Linked DNA regions of Homo sapiens: all the other regions are linked to region 3. Evidence: chromatin contacts called from ENCODE Hi-C or POLR2A ChIA-PET data. All regions are on one chromosome and are shown on one strand. Each heading gives the region's core, a stretch centred on a gene start or an enhancer-like site at or near the end of the contact. The rest is flanking DNA. Distances are from core to core; before and after follow the strand shown.

What was found. Hi-C counts contacts between places; a loop is a spot of excess contacts on that map. ChIA-PET counts read pairs that join two places held with the same protein, here RNA polymerase II (POLR2A). Pooled maps may share reads with other maps.
Region 1: a loop to region 3 is called in a map with no recorded cell type, with 8 times the contacts of the local background. The contact joins the enhancer-like site here to the promoter of SCAF11 in region 3. A Hi-C loop is called at or near these places in 9 of 37 single-sample maps with no recorded cell type and 5 of 50 pooled maps.
Region 2: a loop to region 3 is called in a map of PC-9, with 7 times the contacts of the local background. The contact joins the promoter of PCED1B here to the promoter of SCAF11 in region 3. A Hi-C loop is called at or near these places in 3 of 168 maps with a recorded cell type or tissue (CD8-positive, alpha-beta T cell, PC-9 and naive thymus-derived CD4-positive, alpha-beta T cell) and 10 of 50 pooled maps. POLR2A ChIA-PET finds 5 or more read pairs at or near these places in 3 of 52 experiments (A549, PC-9 and activated naive CD4-positive, alpha-beta T cell).
Region 4: a pooled map shows a loop between it and region 3 (8-fold over the local background). The contact joins the enhancer-like site here to the promoter of SCAF11 in region 3. A Hi-C loop is called at or near these places in 1 of 37 single-sample maps with no recorded cell type and 6 of 50 pooled maps. POLR2A ChIA-PET finds 5 or more read pairs at or near these places in 1 of 52 experiments (CD4-positive, alpha-beta T cell).

The regions. Positions count from the first base shown.
Region 1 is chr12:47,314,320-47,319,745 of GRCh38, forward strand. No RefSeq gene overlaps it. Among named protein-coding and RNA genes, the nearest start is that of LINC02416, 37 kb to the right of the region's middle. Within about 2 kb of position 2,977, at least 4 of the 41 ENCODE cell types and tissues checked have a DNase peak (open chromatin) inside an H3K27ac peak, as active enhancers do.
Region 2 is chr12:47,076,521-47,081,769 of GRCh38, forward strand. It overlaps PCED1B (PC-esterase domain containing 1B), which reads left to right and starts at 3,101. Exons shown (of 4, transcript NM_138371.3): 1 at 3,101-3,205. It overlaps AMIGO2 (adhesion molecule with Ig like domain 2), which reads right to left and starts at 3,439. Exons shown (of 3, transcript NM_001370299.1): 1 at 2,942-3,439; 2 at 2,622-2,728; 3 at 1-2,545. The coding sequence starts at 2,482. The coding sequence ends at 914.
Region 3 is chr12:45,987,022-45,992,552 of GRCh38, forward strand. It overlaps SCAF11 (SR-related CTD associated factor 11), which reads right to left and starts at 3,553. Exons shown (of 15, transcript NM_004719.3): 1 at 3,332-3,553. RefSeq lists silencers at 2,627-2,696, 3,097-3,196, 3,537-3,586 and enhancers at 2,847-2,896, 3,257-3,466, 3,275-3,988, 3,707-3,906, 3,917-3,986 and 1 more.
Region 4 is chr12:47,267,366-47,272,957 of GRCh38, forward strand. No RefSeq gene overlaps it. Among named protein-coding and RNA genes, the nearest start is that of PCED1B-AS1, 54 kb to the left of the region's middle. RefSeq lists enhancers at 1,041-1,090, 3,431-4,630. Within about 2 kb of position 1,711, at least 3 of the 41 ENCODE cell types and tissues checked have a DNase peak (open chromatin) inside an H3K27ac peak, as active enhancers do.

The DNA.
Region 1 (5,426 bases), core at 1,727-4,226, 1.3 Mb after region 3:
CACTTTTAAGTGCACAATTCAGTGACATTAAGTACATTCAAAATGTATGCAACCATTACCACTATCCATTTCCGGGACTCTTCCATCATTCCAAACTCCGTGCTCATTATACAGTAACTTTCCATTCACCCTGTCCCTCAGTCCCCGGTAACCTCTATCAAACTTTCTATCTCTATGAACTTGTCTATTCTAGGTACCCCATATAAGTGGAACCATATATTTGTCCCTTCTTGCCTGGCTTATTTCACTTAGCATGATGTTTTCAAGGTTCATCCATGTTATAGCACATGTCTGACTATTCATCATTTTAAAAATTCATCATTTTTAAGGATGAATATTTACATGACATTTTGTTTATCCATTCATCTGTCAAAGAGCAGTGAGGTTGTTTCCCATCTTTTGCCTACGGTGAGTAATGCTGCTATCAACACTGATGTTCAAGTATCTATTAAAATCTCTGTTTTCATTCTTTTGGGTGTATACCTAGGCAGATGAGGGTTTTGTTTTTGTTTTTGACCATCAGAGTTCCAACTGGTGCTACTTTTCCTTTTAAATACATTCTAGGTCTATTTGAGTTTTTTGTTTGTTTGTTTGTTTTTGTTTTGTTTTGTTTTGGGGGACAGGGTCTTCTTGCTGTGTCACCCAGACTGGAGTGCAGTGACACAGTGACATGATCACTGCAGCCTCAACCTCCCAGGCTCAAGTAATCCTCCCAACTCAACCTCCTGAGTAGCTGGGACTACAGGCATGAGCCACCGTGCCCAGTTGAGTTTTTAAAAAATTTTTGTAGAGAAGTGGTCTCCCTGTGTTGCCCAGGCTTCTATTTGTTACATAGTCATAACATCTTCCTACACCTTTTTTTCTGTCCCAAATAAGAATTACAGTGTGTTCATCAACTGGAGAAACAACTTCCCTATCTGGGTTTTCACCCAGAACTGCTCAGGTCCTCACAGCATCTGACAACAGCCAGTAGTTGAGTGTCTCTGCTTTCAAGAATTTCAAGGGTCAGGACCTCAGCCTGGGATTGGACCCCAAAAGTAAAGTAAACCATACTGCAATTTTGTGCAAAAAACAAAGATTAAGAGGACACAGGAAAGGGACAATATGAAAAATAATTTATTTTATTTTTATGACAAAAAGGAGTAGAGAAAATTAACATAGATGAAACATTTTTCCTTAAGCTTGTTTTAGTTTTGTTGATAAGATAGTAAGCAACAATGGGAATGGGAATTGACAAAGCCCAATTCATCTCTCATCTGATCCTTAACTGTACTGATGAGAGCATGTGTCTGATCCTAGAGAGGGAAGAGAAGAGTTTCCAGGGAGGGAAGCTGAGACATCTCTTATATATAAAATGGTTGCCCTAAAGAGACATGCATGGCTAAACTCAGGTGACATGGTAGAGACTGAGTTGTCTACCTAATATGTATTCTATTTTTATTTATTAAGCCTGACTGTGTTTGGAATGGCAATATACCTGTGGAGGCTAAAGCAACTCTATCTTGGTTGCTAATCATGTTGACAAAGCAAGGATGTGTCTTATTTATTTTTGTGCTCTTCTCACCCATCCCAGAGAGGAGAAAGTGTGGAGCACATAGTAAATCTTCAGAACATGTTTGATGTTGGATTGAATAATCTGCTTTATTTTATCATCTAATAACTCCTTAGTTAGATTAGACGGATGGCTGGTGAAAAAGTGTTTGGACTGATACTGTATTTATCTGCTCAGAATAAAAATATCTTACAAAAATCTATTATGTGTTTATGAAAGAAAGCCATCAAAATGTTAACAATAGTGGGATTGTCAAACTTCCAGATTTTCTGCACTTTACATATATAACTTTTGTAATTAAAAAATAGTTGATTTCCAGCCTGGCCAACATGCTGAACCCCCGTCTCTACTAAAAATACAAAAAATAGCAGGACGTGGTGGCACGAGCCTATAATCCCAGCTACTTGGGAGGCTGAGGCAGGAGAATCGCTTGAACCCAGGAGGCAGAGGTTGCAGTGAGCCGAGATTGTGCCACTGCACTCCAGCCTGGGTGACAGAGCAAGACACTGTTTCAAAAATAAATAAATAAATAAATAAATAAGGTTGATTTTAAAAATCTACTTAGAAAGCAGAGATTTAATTAAATATTATGGCTTTTCAATAATTTTTGTTGTGTACTATGCTCTCCCCAAACCAGTAGCCTAATAAAATTGAGTTTGAAAGTCCTCCATAAATTAACATGTTCTAATAATTCTATAAGAAAGAATGGAGATACAATATTTGATCTAGAAAGTGGATATCCAATGATCATCTGAGCAAGGAACACCATCCTCCTTAAAGTAAACAGCACACAGCTGTTTCCATCATGCTGACTGTAAGAAGATTATCATACTCAGAAAAGAAATTCCAGGAAACTGCGTTCCAATTAACATGGAAATGAATCCACAAAATAAATATGTATCCAGAGTTTATGCAATCCCAGGGTACAATGGAGACAGATGCAGATTGATCTAATCTGGTTGCATTAGGAATAAGAATGTTTGTTGGGGAACATTGTGTGGAAAGTTGACATTTGGTTCAATCAGGAAGGCCAAAGTAGAAATTATGAAAGCAATTTCCTTTGTCCAGTTAAATTAGGCATTCAAATAACAGGCTACTCTTTGACCTTCCTGGGAAAGGTCAGGATGGCATCGAATGGTCATTAAATAAATAGCAGGCCTGTTCTTGTAAATACTTTGTGAGACTTTAGGAAAACATATTCTGGATTGAAAATCAGCCAAAAAAGATCTGCAAGAATTTCTCTAACATATTTTTATTGCTTCTATTTATCCATTTTTAATTTGGAGAAATAGTAAGTACTGGTAAAAGCACAAGAACAAACTGAATATGGGGTCTATTGAACAAAATTAAGAGGTCACTTTTCTGCCACTTGCTAATATGTGCTGCAGCTGCTAAAAAAAGGAAGTTTTGTTGTTTGTTTGTTTTGGTTTTGGTTTTGGTTTTGAGACGGAGTTTCGCTCTTTTGCCCAGGCTGGAGTGCAATGGCGTGATCTCGCCTCACTGCCACCTCCTCCTCCCGGGTTCAATTGATTCTCCTGCCTCAGCCTCCCAAGTGGCTGGGATTATTGGCAGGTGCCACCATGCCTGGCTAATTTTTGTATTTTTAGTACAGACGGGGTTTCACCACGTTGGCCAGGCTGGTCTTGAACTCCTGTCCTCAGGTGACCTGCCCGCCTTGGCCTCCCGAAGTGCTGGGATTACAGGCGTGAGCCACCGCACCCAGCCAGAAAGAAGGTTTTTTGAAAAATAGCTCCTGTGGATGTCTCCCCAAGGCTCCACTTGATATAGCTAAGGAGAATTCCTGGCATGTATCATAAGATATATGGTTTCTTAATTAGATGGGTGACTTGCAGGACTAGAATTTAAGAACACTCTTCATGCTGCCTTAGGTTATAATTCCCAGCTTGCATTACAGCAATGGACATGCTGTTAATATTTTCTCCAACAGTCCAAACTGCAAGTATATGAAGTTAAATCAAATCTCTTTTCTTGTCCATTAAAGTTCAAGTTGCCATAATAAAAGCTGGCAAGTTGTTTTTATAAACACTAAATTAATAGAACAGATTTTGGCTGGGCACAGTGACTCATGCCTGTAATCCCAGCACTTTGGGAGGCTGATACAGGAGGATCACTCAAGTTCAGGAGTTCAAGACCAGCCTGGGCATCACAGGGAGACCTCGTCTCTATTAAAAATAAAAATAAAGACAACTAGCCTGGCTTGGTGGTGTGTGCCTGTGGTCCCAGCTACTTGGGAGGCTGAGGTGGGAGGATCCCTTGAGCCCAGGAGTTGCAGTGAGCTATGATTGCACCACTGCACTCCAGCCTGGGTAACAGAGCAAGACCTTGTCTCAGAAAACAAAACAAAAAATAAATAGAACAGATTTTAAAGTTATTTTTATATTATTCATACATCTTTTTTGCCCCTATCTTCTCATTCAGATTCAGATTTACCCAACATTTGCTATGTGTCAAGCTCCATGCTGGAGGATTTCATATTAAATTTACCATTATTTAGCCTTATAATTAGAGGTGGTTCAAAGACAAAGCCTGAATTAGGTGTTTTGATTCAAAATCATGGGTCCTTCAAAATATCAGTGGATTAGATTATTATCCTCGTGTAACTAAGATAATACAAGAAATATTTGGAGTCATATTTTAATGTGTTATCATTATTGTTATTGTAGAAGTAGTGTATATGCATCCATAATTTTTAAAATTTAAACAAAACGTAATTCCGTAAGTGAAAAGTAAAAGTTGTCCATCTTTTTCCTTCCCTACTCCCAGTTTTTCTCTACTGAAATACAGTACATTGTAAAAATGGCCATAATATTCTGTAGTTTCTCCCATTAAGAGGTAGAGTTGGCCGGGTGCTGTGGCTCACACCTGTAATACCAGCACTTTGGGAAGTCCAGCTGGGTGGATCACCTGAGGTCAGGAGTTCGAGACCAACCTGGCCAACATGGAGAAACCCTGTCTCTACTAAAAAATACAAAAATTAGTTAGGTGAGGTGGCATGCACCTGTAGTCCCAGCTACTCAGGAGGCTGAGGCAGGAGAATCGCTGGAACCCGGGAGGTGGAGGTTGCAGTGAGCCGAGATTTGCCACTGCACTCCAGCCTGGGCCACAGAGCAAGACTTCTTCTCACCAAAAAAAAAAAAAAAAAAAGGGTAGAGTCACCTTGAATCTGGGATGGCCTTGCCACATGCTTTGGTCAATAGAATACCACAGAACTGGCATTGAATGAGTTCCAAGCGTAGGCCCCAAGAGGCCTTGCAGCTTCCTATATTGTGTTCAAAGAGCACACTCTTTGAATAATGCCGTCACCATGTGACCACGCCCAGGATTGCCTGCTGGAAGGTGAGAAACCACATAAAGTACAGATGAGGGATCTCAGTTGAGACCCCTCAACCAGCCAAACCCCAGCCAACCTGGCCAGAACTGCTTGGATGAACCCAGCCTAACTTAATGGACTGAAGAATCATGAGATAAAAAAAAAAAAAAGGTTGTTATATTAAGCCACTAAGTTTTGGGGTAATTTGTTATGCAGCAGAAGCTAAATGATACAAGAGGTGACCATTTGAACAATTTCTGGCATTTGCAGACCATAAGGACACAAGAACAGCTATAACTCCATAGAATAATGAAATGATAAAGGAGAGAACCTGTACTATGAGCCTAACATGAACCTAGGGTAGGTAGAACTAGAAGACCATCATTAAGGAAATAAAAGGGAAGATGGAGAGAGTAGAGAGAGACAAAGTAAGGAAGGGGTTTTGGTTTTGTACAAACATGTAAATTCAAGCCTTCCTGCTTAAAAACTTCTCAGGCACAATACTTATGTGTTTGCTGTCAATCTAAGCAGATTTTTGTTGCC
Region 2 (5,249 bases), core at 1,851-4,350, 1.1 Mb after region 3:
TTATGTTTTTAAATAGCCAAATAAAACAAAATATCAAGTCACAGATTACATATATTTACATTAATTCAAATGTCCAAAGCACAGTACAGTAGGGTCTATTTAATAGTTCACATAATTTAAGATTTACATATACACAAGCACATGAACCAATATTAGTTTGCTAGAACAGGGATTTAAGAAGTTACTCAGACATTTTGGTATTGACACTTACATATTTATGGCAACAAATTATGATGACTTTAAATTTTCAATGAGATCTTTTGTACAAGAATACAGAATGGGAAGAATGTACAAAATGAAAAGACAGGCAAACAAATGTACTTTCCTTGCACTATTTCTATAACACCATATAGGATGTGGCATTATCCAGTACATTTTATCAGTGTAGTCTATTCATTCTGGTCTAAAACGGTAATTTTGGCTGAATAACCCCCAAATCTAACTTTGCTTTAGGCTTTATAATTAATTGATGCTTGATTCTTCTTTCTACATCTTTTAAAAATGAAATTGGACACTAGTGTTTTTCTTTAAAATAACTCTGGTACTAGTAAGTTAGCAAAGTCTATTTTTAAAGGACACTAATACATAAAGTTTATTTTTTCTTTCAATATCCTAAATAAAGGGACAATGGGAGTCATATCACCTTTGGGCCTACTCTGAAATTACCAATAGTGCTAAAAGCTAAGATATTGTGATCTAGAACTTAAACTTTGGAAAACAACCCCATCTTTCTATGGCACATTGAGGAACTGAAGTACTTTACCTCATTTCCTACCAATCATTTTAAGAGAATTTGGTTGTATTTCAAAGAACAAAACAACACAATTTCTGTCCTGCTGTTTATTTTGCAGACCACACACAAAGTTAAATATGAACAGATTAAATTATGACATCATACAAATATAGGCACAAATTAAGTGGACGCCACAAAAGGTGTGTCAGAAAACACTGAATTGACTGAATCTGAGTCAGATTTCCCCCTCGTGGACTTTAGGATGCCCTCAGCTATCACTGCCTCGCTGGGAAAGAGCCTGACTTTCCCGTTCTGCCCTGCTGCAGTATCCTTCAGGGGTTCCAAAAACACCACTCTTTTACCTGCACCTGCCTTCCGTTCATCAGCGGAGGCATCACTAGCGGGGCCAGGACTGAGAATCGATGAATGGGCATTGCTTTGGTGTAGCATATTTTTCTGTCTCTTGGTTTTACACTTGCAGGGGCATGGAGTCAGATAGAGGTACAAAAGTACCAAAACGATACTGGCCACGCAAGCAGCAAGAGTGGTAAAAGCTGTGTTAAATGCCTCATGAGCATGGGATCTGCTTACAGTGAAATTGCTCACATTTATTGTGACGTCCACAGTTTCATTTAACAGGCGTTGCTTATTCATTGCGATACAAGAATACACTCCAGCATCCTCAAAACGAGGGCTTTCTATAACCAGACTTCCATTGTGAAACACGTAAAAGTTTTCCATCTCTTTATCCGGCTCTAGCAGTCTGTTATCTGGACCCACCCAGATGAAATCCGTATTTGCATTACCTGTCTTGCTGTCACAGTGGACCATCAGTCTTTCCCCGACCTGAGCCTCATGAATAAAGCCAAGCGCACGAAAGGAACCATTGATGATGCTGTCAGAGCAATTCATAAAGCTATCCTGGAGCAGAAGTACCTGACGCGAGTGCCTGGAGTCAGACCACAGGCGACAGGTGTAATCGTTCTTAAAATCCATCACTGAGCTAAAGTGCCTACGATACCAAAAGACCAGCAAGGAGTACAGGGAACAGTCACAGACAAATGGGTTTCCATGAAGGTAGATGCCTCTCAGCTGTTTTCCTGGCACTAAATTTATGTGGTGCATTGGCATGGAAGGAATTCGGTTATAAGAAACATCTAAAAACATCAGTTCTGCCAGCTTGAACCTTCCAACATACAAATCCATCGGAAACTGTGTGAGAAAATTTCCACTTAAGTAGAGTTTCTGCAACTGGGAGAGCCCTCCAAACGCTGAAGGATCGAGATAGGATATGTGATTGTTGTAAAGCAGAAGCACTTCCAGAACCTTCAACTCTTGGAATACAGCATTTTTCACCGTCTTCAGCTTATTGGACGATAAGTCAAGACACTTCAAATTTGGAGTTGTGGAAAAACTGCCCGTGGAAATGCTGGTGATGTTGTTATGACGAAGAATTAGGGTGTTCAGCTTTGCAAACGATACTGGAATCCACTCAGAATCCAGAAGCCCAATTCTGTTATAACTCAGGTCCAGTCTCTTAATCAGTCTGAAAAGGTTCCCAGGCACCTTGGACAGGTTTTTGTTGGTGCAGCTGACGATGTCAGTGGCACAGATGCAAGCGGTGGGGCACACCCCAGAGGCACCAGGGCCCACAGTCACTGTGATCATCAGCAAACACAGCAGCTCCCTGCAGCCCGGTCTGACGACGGCTCCAAGCAGGGTGGGCAGAGTGTGTACACGTAACGACATTATGGTCGCCTCTGAGTCTCTTCCCGGTGTCTTTTCCACCGGCTCAGCCTCCCACCAGTGAACCTGGCAAACAATTAATAATTCAGAGGGAGTAAAAAGCAGAAACTGACTACCACTAGTTAACCCATAAGAGCCATACCTTACTTTCTTTCCAATAACTTTTGAAATGGGTTTTATTTCACAATAGGGAGCTCTGTGTTGCCTCTTCACTGTTAAATGTATTTTTTCCTCTTTCCTGGGTTAGTCCTGCTTATAAAAATGTACAGTCACATTCTCTCCATACAACCCACCGTCTCACCCACCATCAGAAACTCAATTTTTTCCTAAGGTGCATCCTGCGTTGTTGTTGTTGTTGTTGTTGTTTTAAACTCCCTCCAACAGACACAACTATACGCAAACGTACGCTACAAACAATTAAACGGAAATACTTAGCAACCACCCATCCAGGAAAAAACTCACGGTGCTGGGGAGCCTCGTGGGCTCCGGGGAGGCTGCCTACGCAGTGCCTTCCGAAGGTCTGCGCGTCCGTCTGTCCGTGTCTGTCACTCTTGCACCTTCCGACTTCCTTTCCCTCCGGCTCCCGGCGGGCGGCACCCTCTAGCCGGCTCTCAACTTTGAGGAGTTTCAAGCAGCCGCGGCGGCAGCAGCAGCCCTGGACGCAGCAGCCAAGCTCTTCGCTGGCTCCCGGGGGCTCTCCCGGGTTCCTCTCATTGCAGGCTGAAGGTACCGCCTCGGCGCTCTGGCCGCCGTGTGCCCGCGCGCGGGGCGCCCCGCTCCCAGAGCCGGGGCCGCGGGAGGGGGCGCAGGCAGCCGGGCGGCAGCGGGCGGCCCCGCCTCTCCGCACTCGGGAGGCTGCAGGACCCGGGGTTCCCGCGCGCCCGGGGCCGGGAGACGGGCTGGGGCGCCGGTCCCACCCCTGCGCGTCCTGCCTCCTGCGGGCAGCAGCTCGGAGCCTGCGGGAGGGAGCAGGCTGGGCGCGTGGTGGGGGGCGCGCGATGCGGAGGGGGCGGCGGCGCAGCCAATCCGAGAGGCGGCCGGCGCCCCCTCATACCGCCCCGCGGCCTCGCCGCCTCCTCCCGCTTTCCTCCTCCAGCTCCCACCCGGACCTCTAGAACGGCCGCGCAGAGCGGGGAGGGGGCAGGGGTCCACACCAGAGGCCCAGACTCTGGTCCTTGAGTCAAGATGCCCAACCCACTCGCCTACCAATTACGTCCCTTCGTCCAGCTCCAAGCCGGGCGGTAATGGGGTCCAGGAAGGCTAAAGGGGACACGCCCAGCCACCGAGGGAGGGGTCTCACCCTTGGAGACCCACTTCGCGGCGGCCGCACAGGTCACGTCTCTCTCCCCACCCAGGCCAAGGAATCCCCGGACCTCTTAGAGCTTTGCTTTGGGGCAAGGGCCAAGGAGGCTTTGCCTGCGCCAAGTGCAGTTGACTGTCTGGGTTTACAAAATAAACCCAGAAGCAGCCTGACGTCTCCGCTCGTTTCTAGGGAGGAGGTCGCGGGGAGGGAAGTCGGGAACGTTTCCTCTCCACAGGGATATCTGCTGGGAGGAAGTAACCGGGAAATCGCCACGGGGACACCCCTCACCTCCCTGGGAAAGTTCTATCCCTTTCCTGACTCAGGAGGCGGCAACAGGGATGGTGTCCAATTCAAGAAGGAGGAGGGCAGGAAAGAAGGCTTGGAGCCGACCTTCCGGCTGGAATGCAAAGATAAGAGTATTAACCCAAATAATAATAATAATCCCAGAGCAGACCTTTTTTTCTTTTTTCTCTCTTCTCCTTCCCCTCTTCTCTCTCCCTCTCTCTCTCCCTCTCTCTCCTTTCTCTTTCGTTCTCTCTCTCTCATTTCCTCTGTCTCTGTCCCCGCCACCTCCCCGTCTTTTGCAAGCGTGCTCGTGGCGCGTGCGGGACAGGGAAGTAAGGGGCGTGTGCGCGGAGGCTCTTCATCCCTTCCGGAGATGCCGCGGCCGACCAGCGCGCTTTGGTTCAGCAAGCACAGAAGGTGCAAGCCGAACAAGGCCATTCAGAAATGAGGTGGAGACTATGAGGCTGATGAGCTCTACGATTAAAAATCCATTTTTGTTTAATTCCAAGATAAGTTTTAACGATGGGATTTGAGTGAGTCAGATCGCCCATTTGGCCATTATATCCGGATTAAAAGAAATAAATTACTGCCTTGACAAAAGATGCCAACCACAGTGGAATGAAAAGCAACCAAATTGAGGAAACAGTTGGGGCAGGATAGATAACTTGTAATATTACTTAAAAATAAAAATGATGAGGACAACCAACTCTTCCTCCCCTCCCCCGCGCACCTTTTCACTTGAGCAATCTTGAATTTAGTGAAAGTTGTTTCCTACATGGTCCGTGAGTCATTGCTGTGGTCAGGCAGATTTGTTAGACCAACACCTAATTTAAATAGAATTGTTTGTGGAATAAAGCCGGGCTAGCACTAATAAATCTAGGCATTTTCAGATGAGGACAACTTGATTCAGATTAATTTATTTCATGAAAGTTGAATTTTATCATAAGAACACAGCCTAAAATGCTTCATGCAAGCATTTCTTACTGTGTACTTAAAGGGGAGAGGCAGAAGTTGAGATTTTCTAGTATTAGGCCACACTTCCTGGGATTCTCAAAAGCTTGGTCTCCAGGACTTCAATTTTATAGAGTTAGAATAGTTAATACAGAGGAATAGAATTAAAATCGCTCAGAGGAATATTTTTTAAATGACTAATAAATGACCAGGTTTTTGCAGGATTTTACT
Region 3 (5,531 bases), core at 2,303-4,802:
AAATGATAGTTTCAAGGTCACATACTGTTATACTCCTCTAAAAACACAGACCCCTTAGGCTGGGTGTGGTGGTTCATTCCTGTAATCCCAGCACTTTGGGAGGCCAAGGCGGGATGATTACTTAGCCCAGGAATTTGAGACCAGCCTGGGCACCAAAGTGAGAGCTGTGATCACACCACTGCGCTCCAGCCTGGGAGACAGCGAGATGCTATCTGAAAGCAAAAACAAAACAAACAACAACAAAAAACAAGGACCCCTGAAATGAACATGGCCCACATGCATGGATATAAGTAACTTGGCAGTTTATGCTACAGACTGAGACTTGCTTAGTCTAAAGTTTCAAACCACAATCACTATTTGTAACGTTTACAGCTGAAAGCAGGTTAATTCATTAACTTACACTGAAGGCATTGTTCAGGTGTTTAGGTGACAAATACTGACAAATGCTGATCTCACAGAAGATAAATCACAGTGAAGAAAATAAACAATAAACCTAAGTTAGATTACACAATATGTTGCAAAATGATAAATGCAATGGAGAAAAATCTAGCATAAAAACAGATACAAAATATCGGGGGAAGGCTGTTGTTTTATACACAGTAGTTAGAGAAGACCACAACAGCGTAGGGGAAAGGAGATTGGAGAAAGGGTGAGGAGATGAAGTCAGAGAGGAAGAAGAGACTTAAATCATAGAGCCTTGTAGACCATAGGAGTATGGAATTTACTATGACTGAGAAGGGAAGCCATTTGAGAAAAGAAGTTACATGACCTGACATTTTATCAGGATCACTCTGGCTATGGAGTGTTAAAGACTGTAGATCAGCAAAGGTCACAGTGACTTTTTAGGAAGATATTTTTGAAAGCAAAATAGTGGTTGTGTTTTTACGTTATGTATTGAATTTTTATGTGTCTATGTACTAGGATTTCATACATTAAGTTCATAGACACAACTTAAAAAAATACAATGCAAAGATGAGTTTTGGGAATAGCAAGAGAATGATACTGGATATTTTAACTCTGGGCTCTACTCAGCACTACTAACAGTTATTACTGCTCAGAAGCAAGACAAGGTGCAAGGTTATTAACTTATTTTGGGGGACAGAGTATAATTAAAAATCTGGATTTTAAGTTTATTTCACTGGGCAAGGTAAGTCAAGGTACAATTTACATCTTAAAAGACAAAAGCAGGTGATAGCAGGGCTTGCTAAAGGGAAGTTACAATGAAAATTATTCTACAGTTGACTTTCTTTTTATTACTTTTATGCCTGCTACTCTCTTTAATTAAGGTGCTACAACTATCTCTGATATACTTTAAAAGTTCAGTATTAAGTTGATGGGTAGTATAGTACTGTATTTTCTGATTACTAAAAGATGTTACTGATGATGAATCAACAGTATCATGTAACTGCACTGATTCATCCTATCTCTGCTGAATAAAAGCACAGGTTTTCCAGAAAACTGTCTAAGCTCTAGTTGGTGCCAAAGGACGATAGAGAGCTAAGTAACTCCTGAAAAGTTTCGATCTTAACACACTAGCCCTATTACCACATGAAGGTATTAACAGAAAAAATTAAAAAATTATCCGTAAAATTTTCTCCATGACATGTTTTCTGGCAACATATTTAGAAACTTTAAATTTTCTTCTACAGTTTTCTTCCCCTTTATACTGAAGAATGTCTTTAAAGCATGAGTATACTTACAGTAAGCAAACATTCAAATTTTACCCCAGTGAAATCTTAAAATGTACTCAAACTCTCAGGCAAAAAGTTCACTATCTGAATGTGAAAAACTGAATGACTGTTAAAATATCTGCAAGCACCAAAAAATATTATAGCTAAAATGCAGCTACCCTAAGAACTGTTTTTAAAAAACTCACATTGCATAAAAAATATAAATTCAGATTATCCGATAGGATAATATAAAACAAAAGAAATCCAAAGACAGTTTCAAGATTTCATTTCTCTTGCTTAGTTAAAACAACAAAAACAAAAGGCCCATGAACTTTTTCTTGCATCTTTTAACCAAAATAGTGACATGATCAAGCCAACTGCCAAAGAAACAGGAAAGAGAAAGCAATTGTTTAGAAACAGACTTGATTACATGTCAAAATTTTAATACAATTACTAATAAAATACAAAAACCAACCGTTATTTTAAAATGTACTGCCCTGATATTCTGCTGCTGAGGTAGGTGGTGATATGTAGAAATTAATTTTTCTTTTAAAACGAAAAAATAATGCATTTATTAATATGCTTTTCCCAAAATTCGGGGAAAATTCCCAAATCGGAGAAAAAAATTTAACATCAGCATCTACTACACAAAGCATTAAAAACATTTTTCAGCAGTTTTGCTTAAGTATCTTAGGTCAGTGGTAGCATGTTAGCCAAAATGTAATCCAAAATGAATGAACAACAGTCAGCTGGTAGACACTGTATGTAATACAATACGGAAATATATTGGAAGTATTTCAAAATTCAACATTTGAATCCGTGAATGTCTAAATCAAGTACTCTAAATCAGGCGTCTACTTTTGAAACAATACTTCAAAATACGTGTTGGTGGCAAGACCGCCAGCCATCTGTAGGAAATCTTTTTAATGGTTCAAAATTCCTAGGTCTCAGAAGGGGCGACTGATTAGGCTAAATTTATATCTCCCGGCCCCGTAGTTGTCAGCCCAGGTAGCGAATTTAAAACACTGGGGGTGGATGAGTAGTTTGAAGTTCAGATCAAGGAGTGAAAAAGGCTGATGCTTAGAAGCGCCGGCTCTTCCCCATTCGCGCACTCGAGAGGTCACGGCGTAGTAAAGTTTGGTTTCACTAGCGGGCTTGGACGCTCGCGACCAAAGTCTCCCAAGAAAAGCCGACACCGCGGTCGGGAGCGCCCGGAAGCTCAGCAGGACACGTTTCCACTGCAGGGAGGAGGGTGTCTGTGGCGGTTCTGGCGTGGAGCCCCTTCCCCCCCCCCCGTAGGACCCTGCACCCGGACGGGGACAGGCTTCGCCAGCTAAGGCGGCGGGAGACGCGTAGGCCACAAGGAGGAAATGGGACAGAGTGCGACAGAGAGGCGGCGGCGGCCCAGGGCCGGGCCGAGCCTCCCTCGCGGGGCAGCGAGAGGGAAAGGGGCCCTCCCGGCCGCAGCCTCCCCCACTTCGAGAGGTAGCTCCAACTTTCCTCCCAGCGCACGACGTCGCACGGGCCGCGCGAGATTCCGAAACTTTGTCAGCCCTCGCGTCGCCCTAGGCCCGCTCCAGCGCTCTGCGCCGGCCGCTAACCCTCGTCTCTCCCAGACAGCTGCCCAAGCCCATCCACCCCGCGGGTCGACCAGTGTTTACCTCAGACCGAGGTCGAGGCGCTCGGTCCGGCCGCGGCCCCACAGTAGGTTCCCAGGTCCCAGTCACTCCGCTGCCAAGTTCCCCAACATGGACTCCTTCGTCCGCTTTGTGGTGTTACAGGGTCTCTAGGACACTGACTCCGCTGGCTCGGTCCGGAGGCGGCGGCGAAGCAGGGAGCGACCCAGGTTGCGCTGCTCCGCGCGGCTTAAGCCACCGCTACTCCCCCTTCCCCCGCCTTGTCTAGCCTCCTCCCTCCCCTCCCCTCCCTGCGCGTCTCCCTCCTCCTCCCTTCCCTCGCTGTCGGCGCGCTAAGGTGACGACGGCGGCAGCCGGACTCGCCACATTCTGCTTACTCGCTCGCTCTGGCCCTGAGTGCATGTTCGTAGTACCCAGTTGGGCCGCAGGGGGGCGCTGGCAAACTGCTGTTTGAGACCGAGAAGCGTGGTGGGTGGAGTCACGTCACGCGGCCTGTGAGCGGGAGGAAGGGCAGCTGCGCTGGAGGGGCCTTCTGGGAAACGTCCTTCCAGCACCGCCCTTCGCCCACACTGCGGATGGTGCGCATGCGCAGCGCGTGGACTTTGGCCTCTGCCCTCCTTTGGCAGTTTTACAGGCTGCGTCGCGGAGGACAATGAAAGAGGCTTTAAGGGAACTGGACAGGAAGGATTTTGCGCAGGGTGTGCTCCTTATCTTTATGGTAATCTGATATTGAAAAGAGTGTCCGCATGTTTGCGGTGGATTGAGTGTTCACCTGGCTGCGCTGCCCACCTGAAATGCAGCCTGTGGAGTGAAGAGTCGGCAATTTGGAAGCCCACCTTTCCTCCTTTCTGGTGGGCATTTTTTTAGATGCCAGGGGGAGAGCTTTCCCGCCTGACTCCCCGAGCCTAGGGGCTTTCCCATGTCTTAACCCCACATCACAAAATTAAATTTGGGCCAGGTGCGCGGTGGCTCACGCCGGTAATCCCAGCGCTTTGGGAGGCCGAGGCTGGCGGATCGCTTGAGCTCAGCAGTTCGAGACCAGCTTGAGCGACGTATTAAGATCTCGTTTCTACAAAAAATAAAATTAACCGGCCGTGGTGGCGCGCACCTGCGGTCCCAGCTCCTCGGGAAGATGAGGTGGGAGAATCGCTTGAACCCGGGAGGCGGAGGTTGCAGTGAGCCGAGATCGTTCCACTGCACTCCAGCCTGGGCGACAGAGCGAGACCCTGTCTCAAACAACAACAAAAACTTTATCATTATTTACTTAAAAGGCCTCCGCGTTGTGGTTAGATAGTGACGTGTGTGCCATCCTCCACTTTTTCCCCCGGCGGGTTGTTAAATGTTTTGTTTTACCTCGGAGGTATTTTGACTTTTTCAAAGTCACTGATTATTTAACCTCCTAGTTTCTCTTCTCGTCGACTGCAGCAAGCTTCCGGTTGCTCTGCCTGCCCTCAGTGTCCCCCATCTACCAGCTGACCTTCCAGTCCTCCCACCCACGCCCTTGTCCTGCTTGCGGCTCCCGCAGGACTAAGCTCTGCTCCCCGCGCGCGGCTCACCCAGGTCCCAGTCGCTTTCAGCCGCGCGCTCACACGTTTTCCTGTCGCCTGCCCCCGTTCTGTTCGCGCGTGCTGCGCTCTCCAGCCACCCTGACGCCTGCCCGGGATGAGTTTCCTCCCCACTTTGCCGCGGCCCCGCCGACCGACCGCTTCACTGCCGCCTTCCTGCATTCTCGCAGACTACGTTGCGGCGTCCCCTGCTCCCGCCCTGAGGACGTCGCTTTTCTGGCACTTTCATCCTATGCATTCTGTTGAGTCTGCTCACTGTCTCACACTGTGAGGATTGGGACAGTGTCTTATCACTTTCATAACAGCGTCTGGCACTTGCTGAAGGAACACATGAATGGCGGTCTTGTCGCTGTCAAAGTCTTTGGAGTTTTTCAGTGTACTGTTTTTGATATGGGGTTTGGGAATTTAGGTGGCTTTACTGTATTTGGGATATTTGAGGGGAAAATGAGCTAGAGGCGTTAAAATGCTTTCTTCTGATGGAACAACAAAATTCTTATGAAGGACCTTTCCCTGTCAAAATCAGAGCAAATAGTAAAGGATATATACTATTTGGATATAAAGAATGATTATAAAGGATGATTGTTAAGAGAAATAGTGAAAATTAGTGTGGAAAGCTATAACCAGATCAACATTTATGAGCCATCCAACAGAATAAGGGT
Region 4 (5,592 bases), core at 461-2,960, 1.3 Mb after region 3:
AGGAGGGAAGCATTGTCTCACCAGCTCAGTCCACACACCCCTACCTTTAGGCCTTCTCTGTTACTATAGCATATTTAAAAAATCATAAATCCAGTTCCGAAAGAATTGATGAATAATGTTAAAGTCTCTGAAGGAGGGAGCCACAATAAATGGCACTCTTCTTGCTCACTTGCATCCTGAACAAGTTGAAGAAATAAAACAAAGGTAGAGCAAATGGGGATCACCTTTGTTACCGGCAGAGGCCAGGCTAGAAGACTAGGTTTTAGGTCTGGTGGTCAAGTGGGCTAAAATCAGACAGACTTGCCCATAGTCAGGCATTTGCTAGGCTAGAGCAGGCCTGCCCAGGCAAGACTTGCAATACAGAGAGATACTGTGCATTCTTGGAATGCCCACTCCTAATAGGAAGCAGCAAAGCTGACCCAACATGCTCAGCGATTCTTCCAAAATTACCATCCAATTACTCACTCCAGAGCCCTAGGGGTGGGATGAATAAAAGGGCTAAGGGAAACAAAACATGTGCTTGGAGAACTCCCTCGTTATAGAAACCAGGAGAGGAAAAAAGGTACGTCTCCTCTGTATTGATCAGGGTCCCATCAGGTTATTAAATAGAAGATATTAAATACGAAGAATTAATTATAAAGGTGTTAGAGGAGCTAAAATAGTCACTAGGGTAGATGAGGCATCCCAAAGATTAGCAAGTGGGAAGCCACCACCCACCCTTAAGACTGGAGAGACAAAGGAAGGATCTGGGGGTCCCTTGATAGACACTAGCATTATAACAGAAATATTCAGGCAAGAGCTGGAGCCACAGAGGAGGGCAGCTACTGCCAGATATGCCTCCCATGGCAGAAAAAGAGGACAAGAAATACTTTGGCTTCCCCTTTCCTCCCAACCTCCAATCTCCAACAGTACCTCTCGCTGGTTAAGTGAGGCTAAAACAGGTGGTCAAGAGAGCCTGGGTATCATAGCTTGCAACAGTCAGACATACAGAGCAGACACAAAGGATGGATCTGGAGGCAAACAGTCAAATAACCAGCACAACATTTAACCAGGCAGAGTTTTGTTGCAATTTTGTTTGTAGACGAAAGAGAAATTTACATATCATACACCCAAACCTTTCTAAATGTCTCATCACCACTTTTTGAAATTTCTCTCCTGCAGCAGCTGCTATGTCGTTTTGTTTGTTTGTTTTATTTTTTTGCGATGGAGTTTCACTCTTGTCGCCCAAGCTGGAGTGCAATGGCGCAATCTTGGCTCACTGCAACCTCTTCCTGTCTCAGCCTCCCAAGTAGCTGGGTTTACAGGCGCCCGCCGCCACGCCCAGCTAGTTTTTTTGTATTTTTAGTAGATACGGGGTTTCACCATGTTGGCCAGGCTGGTCTCGGACTGCTGATCTCAGGTGATCCACCTGCCTTGGCCTCGCAAAGTGCTGGGATTACAGTCATGAGCTACCGTGCCTGGCCAGCAGCTGCTATGTCTTGCTCCATCTTTCTTCCCCACCTCAGCTCTGTCTCCATTCCACTGGCTCTCTTCTGCTCCCACCATTCTCTGAATCCCCTCAACAAAAGCCTTGTCCAAAAGCCTGGGGAACTACAGTTTACTCCCTCCTCACCCTCTCTATCAACAATGACTCTCCTAGGGACTCCCTCGGTGACCACTCAGAGCTTTGAGATTAGGTAAACAGTGTTAATATGACCAACTTGGAACTTGCAGCTTAGTCAAGCCTGAGACAGTCAAGTTACCCAGATAAGGATAGACCATGCACCTACTTAAAATAACAGCATCAACAGGAGTTCTTCTGCTTCCCTTCCTGTTTCAAATTATAGCAATTGACCACTTAGTTACATTGGTTAATGCCCAAGACAAAAATGCAGCCCATCTCTTCCCCACCTGGCCTGCATATATGTTCATTTTGCATTTAGCAGAACTGAAAGGACTTCTTTCTGTTTTATTTTCTTGTAACCACAGAATTTAAATATCTACTGTTTTGTTTGTGGGCTCACAAAGAGGGTGAAAATCATTGCTATTTTATTTCAAACAAAATAAAAGATTACAGTCTTCCAATTAGAATAGGACTTAAAACATAGTAAGAATTTAAAAGCCATGTGCTGATTCATGGGAAAACATTAAGACACAGATGGGTTACACGATTTACTCAAGGTCATACCACTGAAGCAATGACTTTATTATCAGAACTATAAAGAACAACACAAATATTTACATGATTAATATTTTGTTGATAGTAATGGGGCTAGAATTAGAATATGGATTTTACGCTGCTCCAATCCCTGTCTGCTAACTCTGTTAGACTGTGTTTCCTACACACTGGAATTGCAGGATAGTTGCTGGATGTTCAGGCTGTGTGGTCGTGTAGGCATGGGTACAAATCCCAGCTCTGCCACCTGTTAGCTACGTGACCTTGGACCAGCCCCTTAACATCCCTTAGTTTTGTTTTTGGATCTAAAAAATGGGGTATGTACCTTCCGCACTAAGAGGGATAAGGGTTCAGTGAGATGATGTATGTTGTTGGGGAGGAAAAATTTTTCCTCTACTCTCTTCTTTTGCTGGGGGCGTGCAAATTAACCTAACAAAAGACAGACTAACAAAAGAGCAGACACAAAATTTTTATTAATATTTACATGCACAGGAGTTCACAAAAAAGGAGTGAAACTCAAAGAAGTGGTTAGACTCTGGTGATGGGTTGTTCTTCCCTTACTGGCACAGAGGAAACACCTTCACAAAGGCAAATTTGTGCCCTGCTTTTAGTCAGATAAGGGGAGAGGAAAGAACTCTTTCTGCATCTGTTGATTCTCAATTGCTTCCAGCTGAAAATAATCCTTACACTAAAGTGGCATATTTTGGGGTGGCATATTCTGATCCCCTTCCATGTAAAGTGCCTCAGCACCAGGTCTGATTAAAGTTAAGTGCTAAATAGCCCACTATCATTAGAAAAGTCTGTGTCCCCACCTTGTAGTAATAAAGCTCAGACACAACAGGATGTCATAGGAAGGGAATGAGGCATGTTTTTCTTTTCTCCAGTTTTTCTGCCTGGGCTTCCCTGCAAGTAAGATTATCTACATTTAAAACATATTTGATCGGCCAGGCGCGGTGGCTCACGCCTGTAATCCCAGCACTTTGGGAGGCCCAGGCGGGCAGATCACGAGGTCAGGAGATCGAGAACATCCTGGCTAACACAGTGAAACCCCATTTCTACTAAAAATACAAAAACAAAATTAGCCAAGCGTGGTGGCGGGTGCCTGTAATCCCAGCTACTCGGGAGGCTGAGGAGGGAGAATGGCGTGAACCCGGGAGGCAGAGCTTGCAATGAGCCAAGATCACGCACTGCACTCCAGCCTGGGCGACAGAGCGAGACTCCGTCTCAAACAAACAAACAAACAAAACAAAACATATTTGATTCACCTTAAATGGCTACTCATATCTGTCCTTTCCTCTGCAATGCTCTGCCTTGATCCTGGTCCAGGTTTATCTGGCATAGACTGCCCTCTGTCCAGCTCCTGTCTACCCCTCCTGGATCACAAACCAGAGAAAATGCAGAATCTTTCATGGGCTCCCTACTGCCTTCAGTGTGAAGCTCAAGTGCAAAGCCCAGCACCATCTATTCTGTACCTAACTTCTTAGTCTGAATCTCTTCACCTCTTTTCCCCAACCCCGAACTAATGGCTACCACTGACTCAGGGGAGCCTTCTCCTGCCTTCATGCCTTTGAATGGGGGGTATCGCTGCATGAAGCTCCTCTCTCCCCTTTACCCACTCAAGAGTCACTTACTCTTGGTAATATTTCTCAGTTGCCCTGCTTCACCCCTATTCTCTCATCCTGGCCAAGTTAGATGCCCTTCTGAGTCCCCTCTTCTCTACAGAATTTTAATTGTGCATTTTCTTCTTTGTCTCTGCCTTTAAGTTATGAACACTTTGAAGAAAGGACCATATTTAGTTCATCTCAGAATCCCAGTGCCCAGCACAGACCTGGCATAGGGTAGGCACTCCTTAAATACTTACTGAATGAATTATGCCATTTAGTCTGTCTGTGGTGGCACTGGAAACCCACAAGAATTTAACAGCCTCGTCTCTGTCTGAAGTTCAGGGCTTCTGTAAAGAATACGTGATGGAAAGAGGAGGTGACTAATAGTGATTCTGCAAAAATATGTAGGTAAAAGGAATGGCTGTAAATTAATGATGAAATAACCTTCCTAAGTTTCCTTGTGGAAGATATATGTTAATTCCCCAAATGTATGAGCATCTGTGTATTTTTGTGGGGAATATACAGTGTCTTTTCTAACACTGAGATGCTTGAAATGGGGTTATTTCCCTTCCAAATGAAAACCAATTAAATAAATTATATTTTTTCTGTGGTGCTTACAAAGTGTGGGAGTTGTCACCAAACATTACTAAATGTTCTAATTTAGTCATAAAAGGGCTGAAAGATGTAGCATAATTATAAGTCCAAAGTAAGTTGTTCTAAATATTTTATCATGTTCAGCATATGCTGTTAAAAAAAACCTCAGACTATAATTGTCAACATTCGATTCACAAAAAGTAAACAACAGCTGAGTATAATGGGATGATAAAGAATCTCTCCATAATTCCCGACATATGGCAAAGAGTATGTCCATTTTGAAGTGGAAGATGGTCATGTTTATCAACTGAGCCATTTTCTTTGTTTGAATCCTTCTAATCAGAAAAGTTCCCTAGAAACACTAGGAGCATTTTCCTGAGCAGATGAGGGAAATGAAAAAAAGCTGTATGGCACAGTTAGATCTCAGGCAGGAGGAATTTAGAACTCACAATGGCAATTGAAAGAGGCTGGGTAAAGAAGGCCATATATTTCTGTAAAAGCAGTCATTCCAGGGTTAGTATACATGAAAAACAAGTGCGTGCTTCGTGGGGAATGTATGGAGAAATTTCTACGTATCAGTCGTTTCTGTGAACAAGCTCTGATGGACCCAGCCAGTGTCACATCCTGCCATCATGTAGATTCATTTTAAATGCACGGACACTTAATCGTTTCTAGGGAAAGCCAGTGGGAAGCTGCTTGAAATTTCTTTTTCTTTATAAGATGTTTTGCACATGGGGGCTTTCAGCTCAAAGGAGATACTTACAAACCATTTATCTTCAGAGTGAAGCAGTAGAAGTGGGAGAGGCATCCAGGCACTGTTCTAACCAGATACTTCAAAGCTGCCCAGAAGAGAAAGGCAAAGGCAATTGCCAAAGAACAGGCTCTGCTCTTTGGCTGGCAGAGATAAGGAGCAGATACCCAGCACTGAGACAGAGGATTCTGTGAAGAAAATGCTGAGTAACAAGATTGTCCTTTTGTTTTTCTTCATGAATAATAACCGTCCACCCTAAATCCTTTTGGGAATGAACAGGGGGCTTTGGGAGCTGGTATTGAATGAATAAATTAGCAAATCATTGAACTAATTAATTAATTAATAACCACACCTAGGCAGAGAGAAATAAACAAGAGTGCTCACTGAGAACTCTCTGAGGAGGAAAGGACCTCTATATGGTCCAATGTAGTGAAAAATCTAGCAATTTGGAGATAGGACTGCTTTCTGAGCTTCAGTTTCCTGGGAGT